Linked DNA regions of Mus musculus: all the other regions are linked to region 1. Evidence: chromatin loops called from intact Hi-C (ENCODE). Cell type or tissue: heart. All regions are shown on one strand. Links, peaks and the distances in the headings refer to the core of each region. The heading gives the core; the rest is flanking DNA.

The links. Peaks named below come from ENCODE experiments on the same cell type or tissue, not always from the same donor. Only the 100,000 strongest peaks of a DNase experiment are listed, where the experiment ranks them.
Region 2: a loop joins it to region 1, with 3 times the contacts of the local background. A loop is called at or near these places in 13 of 42 quality-filtered maps.
Region 3: it touches region 1 in a loop (8-fold over the local background); 10 of 42 quality-filtered maps call a loop at or near these places.

The regions. Positions count from the first base shown.
Region 1 is chr6:124,707,342-124,717,418 of GRCm38, reverse strand. Emg1 (EMG1 N1-specific pseudouridine methyltransferase) reads left to right here and starts at 5,241. Exons shown (of 6, transcript NM_013536.2): 1 at 5,241-5,543. The coding sequence starts at 5,376. It overlaps Phb2 (prohibitin 2), which reads right to left and starts at 5,130. Exons shown (of 10, transcript NM_007531.2): 1 at 4,856-5,130; 2 at 4,631-4,715; 3 at 4,278-4,357; 4 at 3,251-3,435; 5 at 2,460-2,589; 6 at 2,256-2,359; 7 at 1,760-1,837; 8 at 1,389-1,465; 9 at 989-994; 10 at 474-813. The coding sequence starts at 4,982. The coding sequence ends at 786. It overlaps LOC115490496 (a small nucleolar RNA gene), which reads right to left and starts at 2,187; the gene lies at 1,917-2,187. In heart, for the core only: a CTCF peak has its summit at 5,168; DNase peaks (open chromatin) are centred at 3,181 and 5,228; H3K4me3 peaks cover 3,603 bases; H3K27ac peaks cover 2,061 bases.
Region 2 is chr6:124,656,563-124,665,656 of GRCm38, reverse strand. It overlaps Lpcat3 (lysophosphatidylcholine acyltransferase 3), which reads right to left and starts at 2,553. Exons shown (of 13, transcript NM_145130.2): 1 at 2,298-2,553. The coding sequence starts at 2,448. In heart, for the core only: CTCF peaks have their summits at 2,258 (motif pointing right) and 3,079; a DNase peak (open chromatin) is centred at 2,776; H3K4me3 peaks cover 2,276 bases; H3K27ac peaks cover 1,606 bases.
Region 3 is chr6:125,034,937-125,045,013 of GRCm38, reverse strand. It overlaps Zfp384 (zinc finger protein 384), which reads right to left. Exons shown (of 12, transcript NM_001372420.1): 11 at 9,143-9,301; 12 at 7,145-8,708. The coding sequence ends at 8,289. Ing4 (inhibitor of growth family, member 4) reads right to left here and starts at 5,166. Exons shown (of 8, transcript NM_133345.2): 1 at 5,117-5,166; 2 at 989-1,060. The coding sequence starts at 5,153. All of the region lies in intron 1 of 4930557K07Rik (RIKEN cDNA 4930557K07 gene), which reads left to right. In heart, for the core only: no CTCF peak of the experiment used is centred there; a DNase peak (open chromatin) is centred at 5,223; H3K4me3 peaks cover 2,129 bases; H3K27ac peaks cover 1,822 bases.

The DNA.
Region 1 (10,077 bases), core at 2,685-7,684:
AAAATAGGTTCAGTTGGGCTCCCGGGCTGTGGGGGTGGGAAGGCCTCCTCCACAGGGAGAAACTTCAGTGCAAATAGCTCATCGTACCTGGTGACTAAGTAACAGCACACCGGGACTTAGGAACACGGAAACCCTTGGGAGGAACACGCCATCTCCCGGAGCTAACCAGGAGCTGGTTACCAAGGAAGCAGCTCCCCCTGGGGTCATCACGTTTTTAGTTTGGCTCAGCAAAGCCTCAGCTGCTTCAGCTTTTAAAAAGATGTCATTAAGTCTGTGGGTTCATTTGGTAGACCTGCGGGTGGGGTGAAGGTGTAGTTGGGCCTGAGATCGGCTGCTCCCAGCTTAGGTCCTGTTGAGGACCCGGCGGCAGTCCGAATGCTACAGGCCAGACTGCTTGTGCCCTCTGCTGGCCGAGTCCCAGTGTGATCAATGTCTTCGCGCAATCTACGTACACACTCAGACACAAAATTTTTGGCTTTAAGTAATAAAAATTTTATTGAGAATTCCTGGCATGGTGGTTATCTCCCCCACTCTGGGAGAGGCTCAAGGCTGTAGGAAATCACGGAGAAATCACATTGTCCCACCCCGCTTCCCAGCCAACACAGGAAGGAGGAAAGCCTCTGAAAGGGCTGGTCTCAGTCTTCCTTAATCCAAGAGGGCAGATACAGAAAAGTCCATCACATGATGCCTGGGGCAGGGTGGGCTGTGCTTGACCCCCGAGCTGGCTCCTCCAAGCTGGACAAGTGTGCCAACTTCTCTGGTGGTGGGGTTCTTGATGTCCACACTCATTTCTTACCCTTAATGAGGCTGTCACTGGAGAACAAAGGGAACATTCCTATTATCGGGGATGTAAGTGTGAGGTGCACAACACCCCAAACCACAGCTTCTTCCTAAATAAAGGCCTGACAATGGGGAGAAAGGGGGTGTAGGGGCAGGTCCAGGAAGCAGATGGCCCCCAGGACCCCATAGCAAGGAGGCAGCCACTTACCTTCCCCTGCAACCAGCATGCCATGAAGTGAGCAGGAAATATGTGAAAAGAGAAATAAATCGTTAGTCAGCTACAGGCTCAGCTGCTCCAGACCCGCACTCCCCAGTGAGGACGGCTCTTTGCCACTATCTGTGCGGTCCCAGCAACGTGGGTCTCACGTGAAATTGCTACCAGTCGTCACTTCTCATTTAGATATTTATAAAGTGCCTTTCCCATAAGACATCCTGCTTTGCTTTATAAAGTCAGTCCTAGAAGATGCAAGATAGGAACTGCCAACCAGACTGACACCCACTTTTCTGACTGGTGTTCAGAGAAACTGTCCACGGCCCTGGTAACTAGATAGTCCAGGATCCAGGGTAGTGGACGGGTGCTTTGCTCTCTGGACAGTGGGATCTCTTACCGAGTAAAACTTTCATCCTGTAGATTCAGCACAAGGTTGTCAGCTGTGAGATAGATTCGGTTCTGTGATGTGGCGATCTACAGGACATGGAACAGACGTGTTAACAGGCTTCAAGTCTTTGATTCAATGGCCACCCAGTGGAAGACACAGTAACAGAACAGGCTCCTGCTCTAGTACAAAGACCCGATGCAAGAAGGCTTAGTGTCATAGCTCTGTAACAGCCATAAACAAAACCCGGGGAGCACTGTGGGGTCGGTCACTCTGCAGGAGGAAGGGTGCCCAAAGACATTGTTTAAGTAGAAACTCAAGCCAGTTCTAATGCCACTGTGTGACTGTGTAGCAGCCCTTGGATGGTGAAGCCTTCCACTCACCGTTTTAGAGATGTTCTGGGCGGCCCGGATCTTTCGGAGCTTGATATAGCCAGGATTCTTGCTCAGTGCTTCTCCAAGGTGAGCAGACAGGGTTAAGGGTTCTTCTGGGCCAGGTTACATTGGTGGCAAGCTCCCTCTGCCCTCGAATCCCCTGGGCTGTCAGATTCAAGGTTGCGCTCACATGGCTACTCACATGTTGGCTACCCCCTGTGGGCCTCCCTACAGGATGCTGCCAGTACTGTGTGGCAGCTGACATGAGGGCAAGGCCAGTAGTGCTATTGATCTGGCCTTACAGCAGGGAGTCAGGCCTTAGGTACCCCCACCAAGATTTCAGATCTCACCAGTTGTCCCCCCCCCCCCAACCCCCATTCCCAAGCCAAGAAAGAGTCAGTAGGCCAAGTCGCATTCGCCTTGGTCTCATCAACCGGCCCATGGTGGAAGATGGGAAACAGGCTGACCCCGGGATGAGGCCACGCTCTGTGCAACACAAGGATATCATCTTGGCAGCCTCCGCCTCCCCCTCAGCCTGCACAATCTTCTGTCGCTGTTCCTGCTTCGCTTTCTCCACCAAAAACTGGGCCCGCTGGGCTTCCTGCTGGGCTGTGGATTAAGTGTGAGGTGTAAGAAGCCCAAGAACATGTAGCCCCCCTCCTCCCACCTCCAGAAGCCCCCCGACCAGTGCCTGCCTCCATGGACTTACCCACTTGCTTGGCTTCTACAGCAGCTGTGTACTCTCGGCTGAAGCTCAGCTCTGTGATAGCTACATCATCCAGGATGAGGCTGAAGTCCTTGGCGCGCTCTGTCAGCTCTCTTCGGATCAACAGGGACACCTGGGGGCATGGGTCGGGAGGGGAAGGGAGGCTTGGTTTGAGGGGATCAGAGAACTGGAAGGAAGGTGGTGGCATTGCTGTAACCATCTGAACACCGGAGCTCCTGAATATGGGCAGCAAACCCACCACTTAAGTCCTCAAACATTCACTAGAAAAAACTTGGTTCCATTTCTTCCTGTGACAGCCGTGGCATCACCAGACTGCCCCACATCACACTGAGACCTAATCTCTTCTTTTCAGTTTATGCATCTCTTTAGTTTCCAGTTAACGGAGGAAGACCTTCTGTGGAGATGTAAGGCAATACTGCCACTTTCTGTACTATGCTTCCTTCTTAGGGTCGACTGGTGTCAGGTTCTACCGTTTTTCTCCTCATTTCCCACAGTCACAGCACAGCTTTCCCACAGTCCATGCAGCTAAGGATAACCTTAAACCCCTGATCCCCTTGCCTCTACCTCGAGTGCTAGGATTACAGGCATGTGCCACACCTGGTTTAAGCAATGCTTGAGAATAAAACCAGGGCTTGTGCATGTTAGGCAAGTACATATCAACTGAACTACAGATCCGTCCCACCCCATCCCGAAATACCTTCTTTCAGTACCCAGTAACCCTGACCAAGGAGAGACACAGGCTGCCGCCGTGCAGACAGTGATAGGAGTCAGACCTGAGCCCGCTGGGTGATCAGCTGCGAGGCATTGAACTTGGCCACCACACTCTTGAGCACCTCATTAACAATGGACGGCAGCACTCGCTCCTCATAGTCCAGCCCTAGACGCTGGTACATGCTGGGGAGCTCCTGGGCATTGGGTCGGGACAGCACACGCAGGGAGATGTTCACCATCTGCAGGTCTGAGGGAAGAGGTCAGCAGTGGCCGCCGGGTAAGGCCAAATTCCCCCTTTTCCAGCGCTTTCTCCTAGGAGTGCTTCCCACCATGCCTAGTGTTACTGTACAGCCTAGCACTCCAGCAGGAAGATAGTCATGTCAACACAGAGCATGTGAACAACATGGATGGGCGAGGCAGACCCTTGTTTACTGTGGAATCTTTTCTATGGACCTTCCACCAGTACAGCTATTTTTTTTTTTTTTTAATAAATTGCTACTCCTCCTCCAAAGTGGATTCCACCAAGCAGCATAATCTTGGGTTTCCCCCTTGCCATTAGGGCCTTGAGAACCAGAACTGTGTTTTATTTCCAAGGCCTATGGCTTAGCAAACGCATAAACCACACACACCACAAACAGCAACAGAGAAGCACACTTCTGTGGGCTACTTGCCTCGGTGTGTACATGGGAATGAGGCCCAGGCTTGGGGAATCTCAAAGGCAGGCCTTCTAACTATGGTCTACAGGGCAACAGCTAGTGAAGAGTGGGGGCACTTTCTCCAGAGCAAGGTGTACTGTGGATGTAATCAACAAATCAACAGAAAAAAAAAAAGGCCTTAAAAACAGACTTGGACCTAGGCAGCCAGGAAGAAAGGCAACTCTTATCCCTTTTATGCTAGGCAGAAGGTAACGTTAAAACGTGCATGCATGCCAAGTACTGGAATGCACCGTTTTTTGAACCGTGAGGCATGGCTCTTTTGCAGACGTAGAAACCAAGACCTCAGAAACACAACCAATTCTGGCAGCCTGGCCAGGCTCATTTTACATTTGTTTCCCCACGTGCCCTGAGGCTCCCAGTTGCCCACGTTTACCTTTGGAGCCTGTGGGGGAGGAGATTTTTCGAGGTCTGGCCCGAATGTCATAGATGATGGGGTACTGGAACCAGGGGATCCTGGAGAGGAGAGGTCATGGACAGGAGTTGGGAAACTGCAGTTTTATTGATTTTGATGGTTCCCCTCACCACTCGTCCTTGGGCCTGTTCCTCCCCACGACCACAAGGACTCTTCCCAGTCGAGAACAGCCCTTTATGCATTGCTGGAGTTTCAGGCAGCCACTGTCCTCAAGAGCAGGCGTGAGGAAGGGGTAAAGCAGCTCCGAATTGTTAAGTCTGGCTGCAGCCGTCAAGGGTGAAGGGTCAGGGCCTGTTCGCTCTGCCCGCCATTACCTGAAGTGAAGGCCTTCGGCCAGGATCGTGTCCTGCTGCACGCCACCAATACGATTAAAAAAGATGGCTCTATGACCGCCTTCCACTGCGGAGAGAGGGGTGGGAGTCAGGGCAGGCTACTGGCCCGAGTGCTGGTCAGCGTAGGTGGGACGGGGACACCTGGGGGATAGCAGGACCGTGGGTCTGGGGACCGCAACGTCCGGCCAGCGGAAGGAGGCTGCTCACCGGTGAACACGGATTCGCGGACGCCGTAGGCCACCGCCCCGGCCCCCAGCAGCAGCTTCAGCGCCGTGCCCATGCCCCGAGGCCCGGCGGGCAGGCGTCCAGCTAAGTCCTTCAAGTTCTGGGCCATGTCTGATCCTCCCGAAGGCGGCGGCGGCGGCACCAGCGGTCAGGAGGGGGTGCCCGCCAGCCTCTGCCCCGCTCCAGCTTACAGACCTCGCCTTGCACACGAGGATCGGCGGCCTTAGAGCTCGCGGGAGAAAGGGCACCGGAAGTGCGCCTCCCTCCGGACCCGCCCCCCTCCGCCCGGGCGGCCCTGAACTCCGCGCACAGGAATGGCGCATCCGGAAGTCCCGCCTCTTGGTGGGGGGGAATGGTGTGCCCTCCCGGAGAGGCTTCCGTACGGGCATCGCCATTTTCGAGCGCCCTCTTTCAAAATGGCAGCTCGAAGGAAGTTGGCCGTGAGGACGGACGTGAAGTTCTAACTTAAGGACTTCGGTGCAACTTCCGGTCTGCCTACAAGATGTCTGCGGCCAGTGGTGGCTTCCAACCTCGTGAGCGGCGATTTTCAGTGCAGGAGCAGGACTGGGAGACTACGCCGCCTAAGAAGCTCCGGCTTGGGGCAGGAAGCAAGTGCGGAGGCCGGAGGCTCATTGTGGTGCTGGAAGGGGCCAGTCTGGAGACAGTCAAGGTAGTTTTGAACAGTGAGTGCGGAGGTAGGGAATTGATGGATCAGATTGTGTGGGAACCAGGGCCGCAGAGTGCATGGAAAAGCGGAGCCTTGAAATTTGCTCTGGAAGAATGACCTAGTTTTCCAGGCTGTTGATATCCTGGGGGTAGTCCTTTTGCTCTGGACTTTCATTTCAGCCCTCGCCTTGCTTTTAGTTGACTTATCACGGAGTCTGTGATGTATAATGCAAAATGAGGGAAGCATTGTCTATTGAGGGTTCCCACGTTTCCAAAGGCCAGTGACTTCCCCAGCCTTTTACTACCAAGGACTTGATGCTTTATTTTGTTAAATGGGGCTTGACTGGCAGCTTGTTCTGTATTTACCTATTCTGAAGTATGTCTGGATCAGATTATTTAAAAAGCCTTTGTCTTTGCTTTTTTACCCTCCCCCTTAAATATTTACTTTACCTTTATTTATGCATGCAAGTCTGCATGTGGCCATGAGCCACCTCATGAAGGTGCTAGGAACCTAACTTGAGTCTTATACAAGAAAGTTTGTGCCATCTCTCCAGCCCCCTCCTTCCTTCCTTCTTTCTTTCTTTTTTTCTTTTTGTTTTTTTGAGACAGGGTTACTCTGTATAGCCCTGGCTGTCCTGGAACTCACTTTAGACCACGATGGCCTCAAACTCAGAAATCTGCCTGCCTCTGCCTCCCGAGTGCTGGGATTAAAGGCGTGCGCCACCACCGCCCGGCTCCTTCCTTCTTTTGTATGTCTTGCCTTTCAGAGCTAAACTTGTTCAATGTGTAGGCCCAGAAGTTCCCTCCCAAACTCCTGCTCCCCTCTGTTTCTGTCTCTGTCTCTCTCTCTCACACACACACACACACACACACATTCTCTTGCTGGGTGGTGGTTTTAGGCAGTCTTGGGATGCAGTCCAGGTTGGCTTGGAACTCTCCACCTTCAGCCTCCTAAATATTAGAATATTTATAGGTGAATTTCACCATGCCAGGTCTGCCCTGGGCTTAAATTTGGTCCTTAGCCCCTTCCTAGTGACTGTGAGAAAACAAGATTGTTTTTCCTTTGTAAAGTGGTTGTGTACCTTACTAACTAAACCACACAGGATCTGGATTGACAGTCCTTTAAGAGGAGTGCGTTTCCCAGTAACCCGAGGTGAGAGTCTTCCCGTCTATCCTCCATGGACACCAAATAGAAAAGTGGTTTTCTCCCCGTCGACTTCTTTTCCCCAGACTTATTTTTTTTCTGAGTACACTGTAGCTGTCCTCAGACACACCAGAAGAGGGCAACGGATCCCATTACAGATGGTTGTGAGCCACCATGTGGTTGCTGGGAATTGAATACCAGGACCTCTGGAAGAGCAGTCAGTGCTCTTAACCGCTGAGCCATCTCTTCTGTGCCCTCCCCTTCTTCCTCTTCTTCTTTTTTTTTTTTTTTAATTAAGTGATCAGTTAATCAGATTTAAAGTTTCTGTAGTTAGTTGTTATTCCCATCCTAACTACAGGCAGATCTATTCCTCCCTCAGTGATTGTCTATTATCAGTCACCATCATTATTATTGTTTAAAGGTTTTTTTTTTTTTTTTCCCATGTGCATTGGTGGTTTGCCTGCATGTATATTGCTGTAGGATGTCAGATCCACTGGAACTGGAGTTACAGACAGTTGTGAGCTGCCATGTTGGGGCTGAGAATCGAACCGGAGTCCTCTGGAAGAGCAGGCAGTGCTGTTAATTGCTGAGCACTTAACTGCTTATCTATCCAGCCCTTATTGTCATTTATTATTGTTGTTGACAGGGTCTCACTAAATAGCTCTGGGTGGCCTGGAACTCATTAGTGTCTGCTTGTCTCTGCCTCCTGAGTTCTGGGGTTAAAGGCCTGCACCATTACACCTAGGTGCCTGTTAACTCTTTGAGTTCTAACTTTGACATCATCAGACTAGGAATCCTGTGATAATAGTAATTCGCAAATGTGGAAACCTCCCCAGTATCTGTATTTCAGAAAGTAGGTCCACCAGATTCCTTCTGTATACACTAGATCCTTCTGTATACAGGTTCCCGAGTCGGCAGATCAGTCTAACTGTAATGTTGGACAGAGTAAAGGGGTTACCGTGTGTGTTTAGGAGAATATCTGCTACTTGACATAAGTTAGTATCACTTGTTCCAGCTGACTTCCTGAGAGGTCAAAGGTTATGTTAAAACTTCTAGCCCAGGGCTGGAGAGACATCAATTAGGAGCACTTGCTCTTGTGGAGGACCTACTTTGGTTCCCACCACCCACAGTATGGCTCCCAGCTGTCTGGAAGTTCAGTTCCAGGGGGTCTGATGACCCCTTGGCCACCACAGGCTCTGCACCTGTGTGATGCACAACTAGTCACTCAGGCAAGACACCTATGCCCATAAAATGTAAAGGAATGTATGTGTATGTGTACAGTTATACATGTATGTGTGTAATATATGAGTACACACATATATATGCATATGTCTGGCACCTTCTCAAGTGGAAACCTAAGGGTTCTTTGGAAAGTTGGTTGGGTGGTGTTTTGCTGGGACAAACAGTGAAGGAACATTTCCTAAAAGTGGACACAGGTGTGAAAGGCTAAGGCAGACTCAAAAAGGAATGTTTCCCTGAAGCAGACACAGGAGAGAGGACGTTCTGCTCATTATTGAGTATCTTGCTGATTTATTTTTCTGTCTGAGATGGGGTCTCACCCTGTACCTCATCCTGGCCTGACACTTGGTGGGCTCCTAAACACTGGGAGTACAGGTGTGGGCTCCCACATCCAACTCGTGGTGCCACTCCTTTTTTTTTTTTTTTTTTTTTTTTTTTTTAATCTCCAGACAGCCCTAGCTATTCTGGAACTTGCTTTGCAGACCAGGCTAGCTTCGAACCACCACAACCTGGTGCTGCTTCAGTTATTAGAGGTTAGCCCAAGGAACTGCTACGTCACGGACTGAGAAGATGGCTTAGTGGAGGGCTTACCGTGCGCTCCCACAAACATGAGGACCTGTGTTCTAGCCCCAGCACCTATGTAGGAAGCCCAGGCTGTGCTAGGCATGCTTTTAATCCCAGCACTGAGAGACAGGTGGGGAGGTAGATCTCTGAGTTTGAGGAAGGAAAGAAGGGAGGGGCCCAGCTCAGTTTGTAATCCCAGCATTGAAGAGACAGGTGAGTTTGTAGAGCTTGGCGGCCTGCCAGGTAGCTGAATTGGTGACCTCAGGTTCAATGAGGAACTCTTAGGTCAGAAAATAGAAGGTGATCGAGGAAGACGAGACAACAACCTCTGGCCTTCACATGTAAGCACATTGTACCTACACGCTCGCACACATACACACACACAGACTGATGTACGCACACATACACACACAGACTGATGTACGCACACATACACACACACAGACTGATGTACGCACACACACACACACACACAGACTGATGTCGGAGTACAGAGGTGACAGCGGAGTGATGCCACTTGGGTATTTCCTGTTCATCTATTAGGAACCATTTCTGTTCTTGAGTTTGTAGACTCAAGATTGTTTACTCTTTCTATGAAGACAGAGTATGAGATTTTGAACTTTCTCCTGTCTCTTTAGTAACTTCTAAGAACTGTTGAGAACTGCTGGCAATGGTTTCGTTCTGGTCATTCCAGTTTGTGGTTTCCGATCAGTGCACAGACTCAGGCTCCACAAACCATTCTCTCCGCTGCCCTCAGTGCAGCACTTGGATGGTTTCTGTTGTGGTTCTTTCCACATGCCAGCTCACAGCTGTGCCACTGCAGTTCCACAGGATCCGATGCCCACCTTTGACTTCCACAGGCGCCGGGCAGGCACATGATGCATATGTATCGTACAGGCTAAATACTCATCCGTGTAAAATTAGATACATCTTAAATTAAAAGCACAAAACCTCCACTTTTATCCTAATAATGGGTTGAAATCGGACCATTCCACGTTCATTCTCTTTTACATTTAAGAGTATCCAAAGGACTTAGTTTCTGACCATGTACTTTACTCTGACATTGGCTTGAAAATTTATCTTTACATATGTGTATGTGTGTGCAGGCCTGTTGTCTGGAGCTGAGTTTCGGGTGGTTGTGAACCACCAAGTGGGTGCTGGGACCTACATCTGGGCCTCTGCAAGAAAAACAAGCACAGTAAGGCTCCTAACCACGGAGCCGTCTCCAGCTCCTACTCTGACTCTTTTAAAAAAAGATTTATGTGGGGCTGGAGAAATGATGGCTTAGCAGTTAAGAGCACTGGCTGCTCTTCCAGAGGAACAGGTTCAATTCCTAATACCCACACGGTAGCTCACAACTGTAACTCCAGTTCCAGGGGGCCCAGGGTCCTCTTTTAGCCTCCTCTGGCACTATGCACATAGAGTGCAGACATACATGCAGGCACACATGCACATAAGATTACATGAATACAGACAGTATTTATTTGTAATTATCCATGTGTGTGTGTGTACCACATGCCTTTGAATGCTTGAGTTTTCAGGTTTCCCTGGAGATGGAGTTACAGGCCACCTGACATGGATGGTAGGAAAT
Region 2 (9,094 bases), core at 1-5,000, 49 kb after region 1:
ATTTGAAAATGAGAAATCCTACAAAGGACCAGAGGAAACAGCATATGTGTGATGGAGAAGGTGGCCATGGGAATGATAGTATGGACAGGCCAGAAGGCTTGGAAAAGGGACTGTTGTTCCATGTACTTATTACTCTGATTATGTGTCGCCATGGCAGAAGAGGAAAGGAGGGGGGGGGTGGGACATGGGGAAGATGATTTCCTCGTCAGGCTTACTTTTGTGACATCGCATAGCAGCAGTGCCAGGCGGTATTTGATGTCAGCACGCAAAAGACAATTCCAAGTCCTAATTCCAACCTTACTTCCACTTAACAGGCCGACCTGACGATGCACTGCTTCCCGTCTTAGACTTCCAGTACACAGATGTGAAACCTCCTACCTAATGAACAGCAAGCGTTCTTAATTGCCAACCCCAACGCCAACGCCAACAAACTGGGTCAGAAGCAAGGTTCAAAGAGTTGCAAGCTCAAAGCTGCGGTGGTACATAAAGCCAGAGATGTGGGATGCTGATAAATTTGGGTGATGTTTGAGTGACACTGTATTGAGCCAGCCACGGAACCTAAGGTCCCTCCACCTCTAAAATCTTAGGATCCCACCAAGGAAGAGCAAAACTTTTATCAGAGCAAAGGAAGATCACCTTGGTATGATATGAAATAACAATGGTTTTAGCCAAGGTTGTTTCAGTATGGATTAAAGTTCCAGTCATCCTGTAGATTGGATCCACACCCTCTGGTGATTATGTGTCCATGTCTCAGCTGACTCCAGGATAACTTCCACATTTCTTTCTCGAATTTAAACTCTTCCCAGCCCAATTGTCTCCAACTTTTTTTTTCTTTTATTTATTCTTCTCAGCCCAATTGTCTCAAACTTTTTCCATTTATTTATTTATTTATTTATTTATTTATTTATTTATTTATTTATTATATGTAAGTACGCTCCAGAAGAGGGTGTCAGATCTCATCACAGATGATTGTGAGCCACCATGTGGTTGCTGGAATTTGAACTCAGGACCTTCAGAAGAGTAGTCAGTGCTCTTACCTGCTGAGCCATCTCTCCAGTCCTCCCCCCCCCCTTTTTAAAAATAGGGTCTCAAACCATTAGCCCAGGCTCAAACTCACAGTTCTCTTGCCTTAGTCCCAGGGCACTGAGCCGCAAAGGCATAAGTCACCACACCCAATTTATCTCAAACTTCCTACAGTTAACCCTCTACTTACGCCTCTCTCAGGTTAAAGTTATGCAGCCTTCCCCAAAAGTTCCAAGGACTTAAAAACCTACTGAATCGAGTCTCTGATCACTGATCTTGACCTAAGAATTCTTACCGGACTTTACAGCGATCCAATGCTAAGCACGGCTGTCTTCATCTCATAAGAGAATTAGATGCGGAGCAGTTAAATGGCTTGCCTGGGGGGTCTTACCGTTTGTGAGTAGCGACAAGAGTGGTTGCTACTCACAAACGGTAAAGAGTGGGACTCCTTTAACTTCAAAGTCCACACTTTTTCCATCATACCACGTTACCTCATGTATTAAAAAACCTCGAAGAGTGCGGTTTTTAAAAGACTATAAAATATATATATAATATATAACACAGCTTGTTGCGACATAAATTCAGGTACATCACATCCTTTGAACCATATGAATAATAGTCCCTTGGAACAAGCATGGAGTTTTTAAGGTTGTTAATAGTGCTGTTTCCCAAGCCCAGTGTAAGAATGTATTCCAGAGTAAATGACAGGTGGGCGGCTAAGGGGGAAAGCAATATGGTACAAGAAAATACTAGAAAGTGGACAGAAAAGAGATGAAAGTACACTATACGTTGGCAATACACAAAATAGACCGAGAAGACATAGTATGAAATAATCGGGCAGAGGAGGCCCGTAGGGCTAAAATATCTTAAGTTCGAGGGCCTATGCCTCTCGTAAGGAGAGCGCATGATGGGAGCTGTTAATAACAAATAAGTAGTACTCATGGCCACAGTCGAACTCTTGAGAGCCACAGACAGACATAGGTCGCAAGGGCACAGTCCGGCATATCGATGACAAGGCGGGAGGTGACTGAGGAGCCAAAGGGCACAGTATGGGCCAAAGAAAATGGGAAGAGGTTCAGAGGGTACGGGCCCCCAGACTTGAGACCAGACTTGTCTTCCCTTCGATAGCTGGCTGGTGTGCTTGATGACCCGCACCCCCAAGCCCTCCTGGGTCCCAGGTTCGGGGCAGACAGACAGGTCCTGTCCCCAGACCCCATTCTGCCCATTTCCTTGGGACTCCACGAGGGGGCAGAGGCAGGCAGGAGGGTCCTTACCCAGGAAGATGGAGAAGATGAGCCGCAGCGCCTGTTCCGACGCGCCCAGAGACGTCGCCAACTTGTTAAGGCTCAGATCCTCGACACCCGGCCACAGCCCCCGCATCTGCTCCAGCGTCTCTCCCATGTCCCCGTCCGCTGTAGACGCCATCTTAACTGCGGGCGCCCCCCGGGGACCCCCAGCTCCGCGCCCCGAATGTGGGCAGAACGCGGTGGCTTCACCCCCAATTCCGGCCGGGGGCCCGCCCACGGCGTGCGCATTGGCTGCGGGCCCGCCCAGAGCCTCTAGACCCACCCGATTATTGGTCGAGCCAGCCGGGGGCGGGGCCGAGCGCAGCAAGGTAGGAAGAGGGCGGGGCCGAGCGTTTGTAAGGCAAAGGTGACTCCCGTGAGGAAGGGAAACGGGCCGGGCCGGCGGGGCGGGGCGGGGCTTGCGATCGCGACCCAGCTGCTATTGGAGCAGGCGGGAGCGCGAGGCGAGGTGACAGTACAACTCGGTCCGGACGGCTCCGGGCAGGAGTGGGTCGGACGGGTGTCCGGCCGGCTTGCTCGCTGCCTTCCCATTGGTTGAGACAGGAGCAGGCGAGAGTCGGGGCGGGGGGGGGGCGGGGGGGGGCGGGGGCGTCACCAGACCGCGAGGTTACTCTCGGTCGCCGGCGCTGGGGTTACTGGGGCATGTAACGGAGCGGAGCGAATGTCTGCTGTCACCCCACGAGCGCCCCCTAACGGTGTCTCCTCGGGGGCGGGGGAGGGGGGGAGAGCGAGGGTCCTGCATTCCCAGCCCTTTCCTGAAGGCTCTGGGGGAGCCCAGGGGCCCAAGAACACCCTTTAATGCTACGTAGCTCTTCCCGATGCAGGTCCTTTTCGGTTGTTCAAGTACTGGGACTCGAACCGGTGCCGCGTGCACGCTCTCCTGCCGGAGCTACAACCCTAGTCCTTATGCAGAGTTCCCTTTCTATAGTAAAACGGACCTTCTCTCCGGAGGCAATGAAATTAGGATCTGCCTATTTATATTAAAAAGAGCCTACTTAACACTTGCCGCTTTAATTAACAGTTAGGCTAGTTTTGTCACGGCTTAAGTAATGTATGTTCCTGATGAAAGTTCAAGCACTAGAGGCATGAAGCAAAATAGGAGCCCTTTCCTCCTATGCAGTGTCACTTCCCACTGATTGACCCCAGGGAAAGTGACAGTGTATGGGGTGTGTAACAAAGGGGTTCACAAGTTCTTGTCCTAAAAAGTTCAGCTATGGCTTACACTTCCATGGCATTTTATACTTTTTTCCAGCCCCCCCCCCCCCTTTTTTTTTTTACTGGGAAATTGAACGTAGGCTTTACGTGTGCTAAGGAAGCATTGGACCACTGAGCTATGTCTCCTGCCTTTTCATATGTCCTTTTATTTATACTTAAAGGCATTTTTTTTTACATTTATTTGTGTATATATTGGGGTATGTTGGAGGAAGGGCTAGTTTTTGCCACAGAACACACATGAAGGCCAGAAGACAACTTTCAGGAGACTGCTCTGTCTTTTGCCATGTGGATTTTGACGATTGAACTCAGTGCTGGCAAGTGCTGTAACGCGCTGAGCTATCTCTCTGGCTCGCAATTATTTTAATTAATTAAATTTTAATTTAAAATGCTTTATTTTTAATAATAGGGTTGTGCCTCTGTGGGTGGTGTGTAGATGAAGATTTCCTATCCCCGGTGTCTGGGTGTTACAGGAAATTGTGAATGGTGTGATATGGGTGCTGGGAATTGAATGCAGGCCCTCTGCAAGAGCAATATTCTCTCTTAACCACAGAGCCAGCCTGCCAGCACTGCCATTCTTTTTAAATATGAACTGCTTTACTCTTCCTGAAAAGTGCAGACTACAACCTTCCTGGATTAAGATTTTCTAATCTAGGCATAACCTAGACCAGTGGCTCTCAGCCTAATGCTGCAACCCTTTAATATACTTCCTCATGCTGTAGTGATCCTCCAACCCTAAAATTATATTTGTTACTACTTCATAACTGTAATTTTGCTACTGTTATGAATCATCATGCAAATATTTTTTGGAGATAGAGGGTTGCTAGAGAGGTTGAGAGCCACAGGTTGAGAACCACTGGCCTGCACAGAGAGCCAAATGTATCCCTTTCTGATGTCATCCCCTTCTTCATGTGAGACTGAAGATCTTAGACAATCACTTGACTGATGTGAATATTCATCACCAGGTAGTTTTTTTTTTTTTTTTCTTTTTTTTTTGGTTTTTCGAGACAGGGTTTCTCTGTGTAGCCCTGGCTGTCCTGGAACTCACTTTGTAGACCAGGCTGGCCTCGAACTCAGAAATCCACCTGCCTCTGCCTCCCAAGTGCTGGGATTAAAGGCGTGCACCACCACCGCCCGGCAAGGTAGTTCTGTTTAAAGGTGTGGTACTGGGCACAGCAGTGGGATGGCGCAGCAGGTTGCGGGGGGCCGGGGGGCGGTGCTTGCTGTAAATGCCTGGCTGACTCTGGACTTTGATTGCTGGGACTCAAGATAGGAAGAGAGAACCAGTTCCTAAAAGTTGTCCTCTGAGTTTTACACATGTATCATGACATGCCTGTCCCCACATTCAAACATACATACATCACACACACACACACACTCATCCACATACACTAATAATTTTTTTTAAAGGTGAGCAGGGCATGGTGGTGTAAGCCTTTAATTCCAGCACTACAGAAGCTGAGGCAGGAGGATTTCTGTGAGTTTAAGGCCAACCTGGTCTAGTCCAGGATGGCTTGGAACTTTGGAACTCTACAGCTCAGGCTGGCTTTGAACTTTGATTCTCCTGACTCAGACTCGCAAGGGCTGCATATGTGAGCTTCCGGCCCATCCCTCTGTCTCTACATCCCATTCTGACACAGGAATGCTAGGATTATGGAAGTGAGTCCTCATATCTGACTTTTTAACTTTATTATTATCTGGTTTAAGACAGGGTGTCACTGTGTAGTCCTGGCTGGTCTGGAACTCCCTATGTAGAACATGTTGGCCTGGCACTCAAAAGATCTTCCCGCGGCTGCCTCCTGAGTGCTGGGATTAAAGGAACATGCGTGGGCAGGTGGTAATGGATTACAGAAGAAGGCAGGTTGAGCCTCTGCTGCTGTATTTTGCCTCAGGTTCCTACCTTGAGTTCCTGCCCTGCCTTGAGTTTCTTGGAAGTGGAAGACAAATAACCCCTTTCCCCTTCAAGCTGCTCTGGTCATGGCCGTTTTTTTTTGTTTGGGTTGTTTTGTTTTATCACAATAGAAACCCTAATTAAGACATTTTTTTAAAAAGTCATTTGCCAGACAGTGGTGGCACACATCTTTAGTTGCAGCACTCGGGCAAGACCAGCCTGGTCTACAGAGCCAGTTCTAGGACAGCCAGGGCTACACACAGAGAAAAAAAAGTCATTTCAACTCTTTTTTTTTTTTTTTCTTAAAACTAGTGAGTTGTGTAGAGAGGAATTATGTACTCTATAGGAAAGAAGAAATAACTGTGTTAGAACTGAGCGTATCTGAGCCGGGCGTGGTGGCACACGCCTTTAATCCCAGCATTTGGGAGGCAGAGGCAGGCGGATTTCTGAGTTCAAGGCCAGCCTGGTCTACAAAGTGAGTTCTAGGACAGCCAGGGCTATACAGAGAAACCCTGTCTCGAAAAACCAAAACACCCAAAAAAGTGAAAAAAAGAACTGAGCCTGTCCATCACTGCCGCAGCGACCACCACCACCACCACCACCACCACACCTTCTTCTCCTGTTGGTCTTTCTTTCTTTTCTTATTTCACACTTGGTGCTTTTCTTTTCTGAGGCACCAACAATTACTTTACCTCTGTAGACAGTAGTATCCTTAGCTTCCTGGAGTTCCTGTGGTGGGCATTCCACCTCTCCCAGTTCCTCGCCCACAGTGGATAGGCAGAACTGTTCTTTGATGTGGTTGCAGTATGCAGAACAAAGGCGGCTGGCCCTCCCTCTCTTGCCACGCCCGCCCTCTTTGGCAGAGGTGAGCCCCCACTTCTTCAGGTACTTTTTGGAGAACTCTGAGGCACTGACTGAGGTTTAGGTGTTGCTTCTGGAGCCTCCTTTGGGAGTTTGCACAAAGTGTGCAAAGGATGCCACTTTGGCATTTTAGCCTCTCCCGTGTCAGTGTTTGGTCTTTTTCCTCAGGGAGGGCTGGAGTCACCCAGGGTCTGGCCAGCTTTCCCTTGCGTGGCTCTGCCTGTGGAGTTCAGTGTGTTGCAATGGCTCTGAAAGCAGGAGTCAGGCACTACTATCTTTTTTTTTTTGTTTGTCTTTCTTTTGAGACAAGGTTTCCCTGTGTCTCCTCAGCAGACCAGTACCACAGTGGGCTGCTTCCTTAACCAACAATGAGAGTTTCTCTTGGACTTGGGCTTCCAAACTTTATAAGAGCTTAACTGCAGGACTGGAGCGATGGCTCAGCAGTTAGGAGAACTGGCTACTGTTTTCCAGAAGACCCCAGTTTGATTTTCAGCACCCATGCGGTAACTACAGTTCCAGGGGGATCCGATGCCCTCTTCTGGCCTCTCAGGGTACCAGGCACACAAGTAGTATACAATGATACATTCAAAATAAGCACCCATTTACATAAAATATATTTTTTGAAAACTTAACTGAGATCTACTGTACAAATATATCGAAACAATAGAACATGTGCTACTCATACATACATGCAATACAGACTACATGTCCTCTGACCATATCTATTTACACTCAACATATATGCAATACAGACTACATGTCCTCTGACCAGCTGGAGAGATGGCTCAGAGGTTAAGAGCACTGACTGCTCCTCCAGAGATCCTGAGTTCAATTCCCAGCAACCACATAATTCCATCTGTAATGGAATCTGATGCCTTCTTCTGGTGTGTCTGAGGACAGCTACAGTGTACTCATACATAAAATAAATAAATATATCTTTAAAAAATTGCTGGTCAAGACACTATAACTGATTTTATGTTTTATGTCCTCTCTTTCTCCTCCTCTTCCTCCTCTTCCTCCTCCTCCTCCTCTAGCCCCAGCTGTCCTGGAACTTGCTCTGTAGGCCAGCAGGCTGGCTTCAAACTTAGAGAGAGAGAGAGAGAGAGAGAGAGAGAGAGAGAGAGAGAGAGAGAGAGCTTGAGAGCTTCCCCCTCTGCCTCCCAAGTTCTGGGATTAAAGGCGTGCATCACCACCACCCGGCCTCTCTTCCTTTTTTTTTTTTTTTTTTTTTAAATGCTTTTCTCATATGGCTGCAGTCCTGTCCAGGTCTTTCTCCCTCATGTCCCCTCTTCCTCAGATCCACCTCTGCTCCTCCCAGGGACTTCAACTAAATACTAGATAACAAGCTAAATAAGACTAGGCACATATTGTCACATCAAGGCTGGATGAGTCAACCCAGTGGGAGGAAAAGGGTCTCACAAGTTGGCAAAAAAGTCAGAGTTACGGCTGAGTAGTTTGGTGTTCCTGTGGGATTCCTAATGTGTGTGTGTGTGTGTGTGTGTGTGTGTGTGTGTGTGTGTGTGAGTGATCACCTTCTTTAAGAGAGTGCTCCCCAGAGCAAGCAGCTGGTTAGTTTACCTTATAATTAAACACCTTCATTAAGAACTTACTACATTAGATATTGATCCTTAAAATACAAAGATGAAGTTAAGTGTGTTGATACATGTCCTTAATTCTAGCATTTGGAAGACCGAGACAGGAGGATTGCTGAGAGTTTGAAACTAGCTTATGCTACATTCTGAGTTCAAGTCCAGCTTGGGATATACATGGAAACTTGTCTCAAGTTTCTAAATAAAACAAAACCAAACCCCAGATAAATAAAATTAAGTTAAATTTAAAAAAATTAGGGATTGTGGAGAGATGGTCCAGCAGATAGACCATTTGCAGTGGTGGTAATACGCCTATAAAACTGTCAGCACCCAGGAGGCAGAGGCAGGTCGATCTCTGAGTTTGAGGCCAGCCTGGTCTACAGGTCAAGGTCCAGGACAGCCAGGGCTATGACCATTTCCTTTTTTGGCAGAGGATTCAAGTTCTATTCCCAGAACCTAGTCAAGCTGCTCACAGTCGGTCCCCTGTAACTCCAGCTTGAGAGGATCTTAGGCCCTATCTGGCTTCTGTCAGCACCGTATGGAACAGACACCCGTACACACAAATAAAAATAAAAAATAAATCTTAAAATTAATAAAACTAGGGCTGGAGAGATGGCTCAGAGGCTAAGAGCACTGACTACCCTTTCAGAGGTCTTGAGTTCAATTCCCAGCAACCACATGGTGGCTCACAACCATCTGTAATGGGATCCTCTGCCCTCTTCTAGTGTGTTTGACAGTGGCAGTGTACTCATATACATGAAATAAATACATCTTAAAAATATTAATAAAACTGGAGCTTGTTATGGTGGCAAAACTCCTGCAGTTCAAGCACTGGTGAAATAGAGGCTGAAGGGCCAGCCTGGGCTACACACAGTTGATACAGAAAAAAGCAAACCAGGCTCCTGTACATGTCAGGCCTTAGGCAGGATGAGGGCTGTGGATTCCAGGCCAGCCTGGGCTACTCAGGGATATTCTCCAAACATCTAAGCACGGTGAAGAAGGAGAAAGAAGGAAGGAAGGAAGGAAGGAGTGGTGGGTGTGGAAAGTAGGGAGATAGAAATAGAGGGAGAGAAGAAGGGGGAGAGGAGAAGGAAAGGGAAAGAGGGAGAGAGTGAGAGACAAAGAGAGGGAGGGGGAGAGGGAGGGGGAGGTGAGACTATGCCTGGTTTTATGTGATGTTGGCAATTGAATCTAGAGCTTTATACATCTTG
Region 3 (10,077 bases), core at 2,367-7,366, 330 kb before region 1:
CAAGGCAGACCTCAAACTCTGGGTATGTGCCAGATGTACAAGGATGACCTCAGATTTTTTTCCCCCCAACAGGGTCCCACCATATAGCCCTTGCTGGCCTGAAACTCAATATGTACAACAGGCTGGCCTCGAACTCACCAAGATCTACCTGCCTATGCTACCATGCCCTGCCCTTTCTTTGTAATAGCTTCTTGGCAAAGTTGCCAGCAGCCATCCATGCAGGCGTATGTAGCCTCAAGTGCTGTGGATTTGGTGATAGCAAACACTGCAATGAGGCATACCTTGCGTTCACGCAAAAGCAAAAAACAAAACCAGGAGCAACGTCTAGGCTTCGTATCTTCTAGTCTTGAGGAAAGAGGTACAAAAACTGTAACACCCCTGAACCTTGTTTATTTTGTGCATAGTTTGTATGTGTGTGGATGAACGTGTACAATGGCCCACAGGTTGTGGTCACAGGACCAACTTCTGGGAGGTTCTCTCCTTCTACTGTGTGGGTCCTGGGGATCAAACTCAGGGCATCAGGCCTGGTAGCAAACACCTTTACCCACTGAACTGTTTCGCCAGCTCAGCATCACTGAATTCTTGAGGTATTATCTCAATCCTTCATTTGATATGGAAAAGTAGAAAAGGATGGCCATTATCTTCTTTTAAGGAGTCCATGAAAGTCAAGGTGGAGAGATGGCTCAGTGGTTAAGAACACTGGCTGTTTTCTTGCAGAGGACCTGGGTTTGGAGCCCAGTACCCACATGGTGGCTCACAACCATCTTTATAGCTCCAGTTCCAGGAGATCTGATACTGTCTTCTGGTCTCTGTGTACCAGGCACACACATGATACATAGATATACATATGGGCAGAACATTCATACATACATACATACGTGCATACACACCTCCCTCCCCCAAGTAAGTCACAGTTCACCAGATGGTACGGTAGCAGAAAGCAGGAAACCACACAGTGATCAAGAAAAGCCTATTATTCTGTACGTACCCTCTGTCCTTTGGTCTAGGTCCCTCATGAGCTGAAAGTTTCTCTGTAATTCAAACGGGAGGTTTTCAATACCTGGGAAGAGACAGAAATAGTTACTGCAGTACACCTAAGTTGTGGCAAGTGCTCTACCACTAAGCTAGACCTCAGCTTGCTGCGGCCATCTTTCTATTTAACCTTTTGTTTACTGTTTCTGCGATGCTGTGGATAGAACCCAGGGCTTTGCGTATGCTAGGCAAGCGTGCTGCCCCTGATCTACAACCCTAGCCGACTGAAGGCTCCTTTGAAAATGAAGTTCAGGCTGGAAACAAAAGGAAGAGGCAGGGGAATTATGACTCAAGTCAGGCTCGGCCACATAGGGAATCTGGAGCCACCTAGTTACATAAGATAATTGTTTTAAAAGACAAAACAAAGAATAGGAAAATAGACAAAAGTAAAGTTCAGGGGCTGCAGAGATGCTCGGCAGACAGGAGCACTGGCTGTTCTTCCAGAGTCCAGAGTTTGGTTCCCTGCACCCAGACTGAGTGGCTTACAAGTCCCTATAGCTCCAGCTCTGGGGATACAATGTTTCTGAGTTACAAGGGGACATGCATTCATGCATACACACACATACATACCCATTCCCATGATTGATGGATAGGTAATAAAAAATAATTAACTAAAATACTTTTCTAGGGCTGGTGAGATGGCTCAGTGGGTAAGAGCACCCGACTGCTCTTCCGAAGGTCTGGAGTTCAAATCCCAGCAACCACATGGTGGCTCACAACCATCTGTAACAAGATCTGACGCCCTCTTCTGGAGTGTCTGAAGACAGCTACAGTGTACTTACATATAATAAGTAATAATATATATATATATTCAAATATATATAATAAATAAATCTTTAAAAAAATACTTTTCTAAAGTGCAATTCAGTATTTTGAAAAAAAAAAGGGGGGCTGGAGAGATGGCTCAATGGTTAAGAGCACCGACTGCTCTTCCAAAGGTCCTGAGTTCAAATCCCAGCAACCACATGGTGGCTCACAGCCATCCCTAATGAGATCTGATGCCCTCTTCTGGTGCGTCTGAAGACAGCTACAGTGTACTTATGTATAATAATACAAAAAACTTAAAAAAAAATATATATGCATATATATATAAAATGGAGTGTGATTCAGTTTTCCCCTCATCTGAAACTGGAGTTTTTTCTTGCTTTTGTTTGTTTGTTTCTTTTTTTAAGTTTTTTTTTTTTTTTTTTTTTTTTGGACAGGGTCTCTGTAGGCCAGGCTGGCCTCAAACTTGCTTTGTAGCCAACGATGACCAACAATAAAATTCTGATTCTTGTCATGTGTTGGCTCCTAATAGTCCAGTGTTAATAGTCCTATGCCAGCTGTATACAGTGTTGGGGATCAAACCTCAGGGCCCTTGCATGCCAGGCAGTCATTCTACCAACTGAGCTCCATGCCCAGCCTGAAATGAGGGATTTATTTGTGACAGGATTCATTCACCCTTTCTCAAAAGGGGAAACCTCTTTTTCAGCTAGCCTCCTGTCTCTGCAAGCCTCCTAACCTCTTCTTATTTGGTGACCTTATTCTATAAACCAGCTTTCTCTCTTTTAGCTTCAACCTCCATCTTCTTTGCTCTCAACTTTAGCACTCATCATGCGTTCTGTAACCGTCCAGTAACTTAAGGCTGTGTTCCACACTTCCTATCTGGCTTAGCTCACTCAGCCTTGCCATCTTCTTGCTCTCTCTGATAACACACTGGCCTTCTAAGCGCCTCACACTTGTCAGCAACTTTCCAGGAGTCCTGGCTTCCTCATCCCACCCACACAGTACCTGCTTCCCCCACTCCACTTCTTCTCATTCTTCAAAGTGCAGTTTCAGAACCGGACTTTCCCAGACTCGGACAAATGCCTTACATAGACAGGCTGTCAAGATAGTCTAGCTAGAGCCGGGTTTGGTGGCGCATGCCTTTCATCCCAACACTCGGGAGGCAGAGGCAGGCGGTTTTCTGAGTTCGAGGCCAGCCTGGTCTACAAAGAGTTCCAGGACAGCCAGGCCTACACAGAGAAACCCTGTCTCGAAAAAAACCAAAATGAAAAAAAAACAAAAAAAAGAGATAGTCTAGCCAGTATTTTTAGTATTTATCCAACCATAACGAAATAACTAATAGTTACTTTGGGTATGTCTCCCTAACCTTCCAGGAGACACATGCCTGGATCAAATTTTAAATTCCCCTCATGTTTAGAAAGTGTCAAATAAATAATTGAATAAACGTATTATTAGTTAAGCTTCTCCACAAAAGCAAATTTTCTCTACAGAGCTTAACCTCACTCTCTCGCTCCCTGTGGTGGGGCAGACTGAACTTCAATCCCAGGGGCTGCCCCTTGTTAGGCAAGTGGTCTAGTGTCATCTCCTATATAAACATAAAGACAGGCTTTCATTATGTAGCCATGGCGGGCCGAGATCTCACCTTATAATACCAGGCTGGTCTCAAACTCAGAGATCTTTCCAAGTGCTGGGATTAAAGGTATGTGCTACCCAAACTTGTGTTTCTGTAAGTCGAACTCAAATGTAAAAAAATGTTTGTACTGAATATGGCTTGGTGCTTATAATCAATAGCACTGTGGAGATAGAAGGAGGGCCTGGAGTTCAAGGTCAACCTGGGCTAAATCAGACACTGTCTGAAAAGACAAAACAAGAGGGGGCTTCTTAAGTCTGTGACAGCAGTTCACTAGGATTACTAGTCACAACAGATTACCAAATCAGATGACTCATCTTTCCCGAGGCAGTCGGCACCACCTTCTCGTTCAAGTAACTTACTTCCTCCTAGCAGTGAATACTAGGTCAGAGGCCTTCTGGTATTGCCAGCATCGACATTTTTTTTTCTCCCGAGACAGGGTTTCTCTGTGTAGCCTTGGCTGTCCTGGAACTCACTTTGTAGACTAGACTGGCCTTGAACTCAGAAATCCGCCTGCCTCTGCCTCCCGAGTGCTGGAATTAAAGGCGTGAACCACTACATCTTATCCTTTAAATGCTGCTTTCTTGAGCTCAGTGTCTTTTTTACTGTCTGAAGTTTTTTCCTGAATAATCTCACTGTCAGATTGAATGCCTATTTCTAAGGCAAAGACTAATGTATTGTTATTACTCCAGAATCTCCTACACTGCTGATTAGATAGTTTATTTTCCAAGCAGAATTCACCTTGGATTTTCCTTCTCTCTCAATCGCAAAGTCATTCAATCAATCTTGCCATGTTCAATATCTTTTTTTGTTTGTTTGTTTTTGAGACAGGGCTTCTCTGTGTAGCTCTGGCTGTCCTGGAACAAACTGTAGACCTGGCTGGCCACGAACTTAGAAATCCGCCCGCCTCTGCCTCCCAAGTGCTGGGATTAAAGGTGTGCCATGTTTAATATCTAAAACTTTCTGTCATTCTCTAAGACCAGGTCTGCACTTCTGATTTGGACTGCTACCATTATTTGATCAGTTACTTTCTTTTATTAAAATCAATGCTCTATTTTAAGATGCCCAGGTTAAGAGTTGCCTAAAAGTCTAATATATCCCCAGCCGATTTCTCACTTCCCAGTCTCTATACACACATACACACACACACGACGGGGGAGGGGGAAGACCAGGGAGGCGAGGAGACAGACAGACAGACATATTCCTCATTTTTTGAGAACTGGATTTTGCTCATAAAGTAAAGCATTTCAGCGATCAACTCAGTGGTCGCTCTATTCCACCCAGCAAGCTTAATGAGGAGCAACTTTTGAGATATAAATGACTAAAGGAATTAGGTCGAATATCTGCAGCTGCTCCAAATGGCAGTGCGTAAGTAACGACGCTGCACAACTTAGGGGGGAAAAAAAATCTACCCTCAAGAACTGAGTCAGCAACTACTTTCCTGCTACCCCTAACCCTTTAAAGCCCAGCCCTGATCCCACGGAGCAGCCCTTCCCTCGTCCAGATCTTGAGCGAGGCCTCTAAGCCCACTGCCCCGCCCCCTCCCTCTTCCCCCTCGAATAAATCTTCCCACGGAACCCTTTTCCTGTGATCTTCAGGCTACCAGAACCTCGGGGCCATGAAGTCTGTCAACCTGGACCCTCTACACCACTCTATGGCCCATGACCCCCTTCTCCAGTTGGCTCTTACTGTCCAGATAATGTTCCAAATACATCCCAGCAGCCATCTTGAAGCAAAACAAAGCAACTTCCGATCTTCCCCGGAAGTGACTGATACACGACAGGCGCTGTAACCATTCTTGGATTACACCTTTTCCGTACCTGAACTTCCGCCCTTACTAAACTATCTGCCTCGGATACATCCGCCGGAAACTGAACTTTTTTTTTTTTTTTTTTGCGCCTATTCACGGTCATCTACAGCGAGGCTGATTTAGCCTGGCTTCCGCCCTTAATAAGGCGGCAATATGTGTCTGCGACAGGCATGACGTCACGCGAAGTCGCCATTTTGCATTCTCTAGCAAACTTTTTTCCCTCCAAAACTAGGAATGTTTGGTAAATGGGGGAATCTATTATGTGTAGTTATATTTTGCAAATAATCGCTTTCAACAAGTAGGGAATCGAGCTGTTTTGCTTTTCTAATTATGAATCTGGCCACCAACGTCCCAGCTTAAGTAGAATAGTCTCGGAGGCAGATGCTTTCTTCAGAAGTTGTCAGGCTTTGCAAATTTAACCCTTTGCATCTCTCATCACTTACAAGTTTCTTTGTGTAGCCCTCGCTGTTCTCGAACTCCAAGAGACCTTCCTCTGCCTCACTAATGCTGGGATTAAAGGCGTGCGATATGGAGATCCATGTTTGTGTTTTGTAATGGACTTATGTACTGAAAAGACTGGGTCATCAAAGTATATGCTAGATAGCAGCCTTCACCCTAGTCAAAACCTGTCAGGTTGCTGCTCTTAGGGAAAGAGAACTCAAACCTCTTAGTATTGGTGGTAGATTCTAGCAGATAGGTGTCGCCTCAAGTTGATATACCCTTCACAGTAGTTAGACCCCATACTTGTAAGATAAAATTTGAGCTCTTTTATACCCAATAAGCCCAAGTTTCCTGCTGAGCAGTTGCTAAAGCAGGACAGCAGGATGTGGACTCCATTCTAATCTAAGAGCATGCTGTCGGATAACTGACTCGGCCGGCTTTTTCCTATACAATGAGAATAACAGACATTATCATTGCGCAAAAGTGGAAATGGATGTTCACCCACAAAGGAGGAGCTGATTGCAATCCTTGTGATGAGAACAGGTTTGTCAAACTCTCCATAGTTGGTGAGTGGAAAGTGCACCAGGCAGCTAACCAACAATACTGAGGTACTACTGTCCTGGATGCCCAGTCCCAAATTAAATGAGACTTCTTTATCCACATCACCAAGTAGTGACAGCTGGCTAGGTCTCAGATAGGAGAACATTTGCCAATCTTTTCAGTACTGTATGAAGGATTTAATCTTCATGAAGCAGTCTTGGGAAATTAGCCGAATCCTTTCATGGTAGACTGTGAGAAGTTTCTTAAGTTTCTTGTTCTGCTCTGTCCAGCACAATGGTCTTCCATTTTAGGTGAACATGATAACCATTATTATCATGGGAAGCTCACTGCATTTGGCATTTTCTTCCATCTTAAACCCAGTAGCTGGTTATAGTTTCCATCACTGGAAACCTTTGCACTGCAGTCTAATGAGACACTATGTATACGTACACAGTGCCCAGTAGAATTTGGATAATATGGGGTTGGGGGTTCCTTTCAAGAGGCCATACATGTCTGTGCCCCTACCATACCTGGCAAGAGACAAAAGATCTCTGTGTAGTCCTGGCAGTCTTAGAACTTGAAACTAGACCAGGCTGGCCTCTTAGAGATCCAACCACCTCTCCCTCCTGAGCAAAGTCGTGCACCACGGCTTGGCTTTTTTTATTTTTTGCGGTGTGGGGGTGGCAAAGGGGAAAGAATATAGCCGTTTTGTTAAATGTAACCTTGTCTCACATATGTAGGCAGTCCCACGATAGGACATGTATACAACTGTTCCTAAACTGGCAATGGCTTCGGAATAACACATCCGGTGGCTTATGAGCCTAGCATCTGTTCTTCACCCTCTCCAGTCTAAATTCTTCCTGCTGGCCTGGAGAGCTCCCCAGATAGCCTTCCCCACGCTAGCTTACACAGTAGCTCACTGCCTCTCATCCTTAAACATGAATTTATTTCTATACAATGGTCTAAAAACACCCCTTAGTTTGTACATAAGATTTTCATTTTTAAATTGCTTTATAACAACTGTATAATTCCTGATTATTTTATCTGAAATCTCCCATGATTAAAAAAATTAAAAGTCAAAAGAAAATTAAAATGCCATGGCCAGAGGACAAGGTGGAGAAAAAAAAATAAGACAAAAATAAAACATCAATATGAAAATTCTCAGAGATAATGCATTTATAAACACAGAAATGGTTACAACAAAGATGGCCGTGATGAGCAGGTATATATATATATATTTATATATATATATTTATATATAAATCCATGTCCGGCATCTGACCGTGGCACCTAGGGAGGCTAAGTCCAGTCCTGTGTGTGCCCTGAATTCTCCCTTCTCTGCAAAAGACCGAATGGTATTGCAGAGAACACAGCTACCACAGCTCCCAGAGCTCCTTGGACTGGGATAGCGAGACTGAGTATATAGGCCCTTGGTTGGCAGAGAAGGAAGGAGGCTGTTAAGGAAAAATAACTCATACTCTTAAGCCACCCTTGGTCACCGGGGAATCTCTGGCACCTTGGCAACCATGAATCAGCTATTGCCCCCTTACAAATAAAAAGGTATAGTCATCACCCAATATAAAGTGAGACCACGGAAGGGGAAGAAAATGGCTCACAGGGGTCAGGCCACGTGCAAAATCTGTTCTTTTACAGGTAAGCATAGAACGGAAGGCTGGTGGCATTTAGAGCTTCCTTCTCTGTTATCTGGGAGGGCCAGCCACTAGTCTTCCATCAACCTCAACTTTGAGGATGAAGAGAGAGAAAGGTAAGCGCCCCACACTGGATAAGATGTGTGAGCTCCCAGCGGATCCTTCTCTCAAGCACCAAGCCCCAGTTTTAAAAGCTCTGCCTGGATGGGGGCTGTTGGATAACACTATCAGCTCAGGATTCCTTGGCCAATCAGGAGCAGCTGAGAATAAGGATGGTTATCTTGCGAAGAAAAGCCATGCCTGAGACCCAAGGAGCTGGAGACAGGACTTGTCAAGGAAGAAGAGAACTTTCCCACCAAGAAGAGTTGACAAAGGAGGGACCAGGACTTCTCCCCGTTCCGATGGATGGCAGTACGGATCTCTAAGAGCTGGCCAGGTGCTCCACCTGGATGGTGCTGGTGGTGACAGTGAGGCAGATGTCTTTATGATGCTCTGCCGGCTTATAGGGGGTCAAGTCAAAGGAACACTGGGGTGGAGGGTTCGGGTTGCTGTCCCCACCACCCCCTCCCTGGGGAGCTGCCCCAGGGGACTGGAAGTGTGGTGGTTGTGGCGGTGGCTGCTGCTGCTGCTGCTGCTGTGACGCCTGTGAAGCCTGGGCCTGGGCCTGGGCCTGGGCCTGGGCTTGAGCTTGGGCCTGGGCTTGAGCTTGGGCCTGGGCTTGAGCTTGGGCCTGAGCCTGGGCCTGGGCCTGGGCCACCGCTGCTGCTGCTGCCGCTGCTTGCACTTGCTGTTGAAGATCAGGAGGGTTGTGTTTGCGCATATGTTTCATAAGGTATGTTTCCTGAGGGAGATGGGTATGAAAAGAAGTTAAGATAAAAGAAAGGGAAAAAGACAACCTGCAAGTCTCAACCTGGGCTCTTACTCTGTAGTGTCTGTCTACGAAGAGATGTTCTGGAGTGGGGCAAAAAGGAACAGAACCTTTAGAAGTCACGGCGGACGCTGAGTTGGCAGACAGAAACCTATTTCTCTCAAAGACCTCTGAGTGAAGCCATTACAACCTTGTTCTAGAATCTCATAGAAAATACCTGAAATCTAGAATGAAGAGTCACTGCTTATGGCACTAATTATCTCTGAATGCTGACTCTAGTAACTGAGAACAGGGGAAAGCAGATGCCAAGCCAGTCACCCACAGACTCCATCAAGTAAAGACACAGTGGACTGCTGTCTTAAGAGAGATGGGGGTGGGAGGGAGACGACGAGACACACAATACTTACTGATGTATATGCCCGACTGCAGATTGTGCAGGTATAAACCTTGGCGTGTTTCACTGTGTGTGTAGATAAGTGAGCCTCGAGAGAGGCTGCGTCTGTATATGCTCGGTGACAGTTGTGGCACTTGAAGGGTTTATCTTTGTTGTGCTGCCGTCTGTGAGACTGCAAACAATGAGAGAAACCAAAGTGAGTCCCGGTTCTTCCTTGGCCTATAGAGAGTTAGCCTCACGGTGATCACAGGCCATCCTAGCTTCCCGTTCTACAGGAAGGCAGTAGAGACTGCTTTGAATAGAACGTTAGGACTAATGACTGGGAGAGGAAATGTGTCTCAAAAGGCACAACCTTGGGTCGTAGTAAAGTTACACTGGCTTCCAGTGGTCTCGTGAGGTATGGAGACTACATGGTCCTTTCCAAGGGCTCACAGAATCAACTCTTCACGATGAGCTAAGGGCTAAAGAGATGGCTGAGTGGGTAGAGTGTTTGCTGTGCAGGAAGAACTGCTCAGATCCTCGGCATCCACGTAAGAGTAGGTGAGGCCTTGTGAAAACAGGAGCATCCCTGAGGCCTCCTGCTCTAGTCACAAAATAGTGAGCTGGACATGCAGTAAAACACTGTCTCACAAATCAGGCGGTGCTCCAGAAGCAGACGCCCACGGTGCCTCCCCAACATGCCCACACACACACGAGCCAGGTGTGTGCCTCTGCTCGCTCGCTCGCTCGCTCGCTCTCTCACATTATTATAGTATCCCATGAGAGGAGTGGGCTCACACTCACCTAAGCCACAGACCTTGCAAAAATCCTGGGCACAGCAGCACATGCCTGAAATCCCAGCACTTAGAAGGCTGAGGAGTTAGGATGGCAGGTTCAAGGCCAGCCTGAGCTACACAGCATACCATTTTAAGAGTAACAAAATCACAAGGGCTGGGTGTGTAGTTCAGT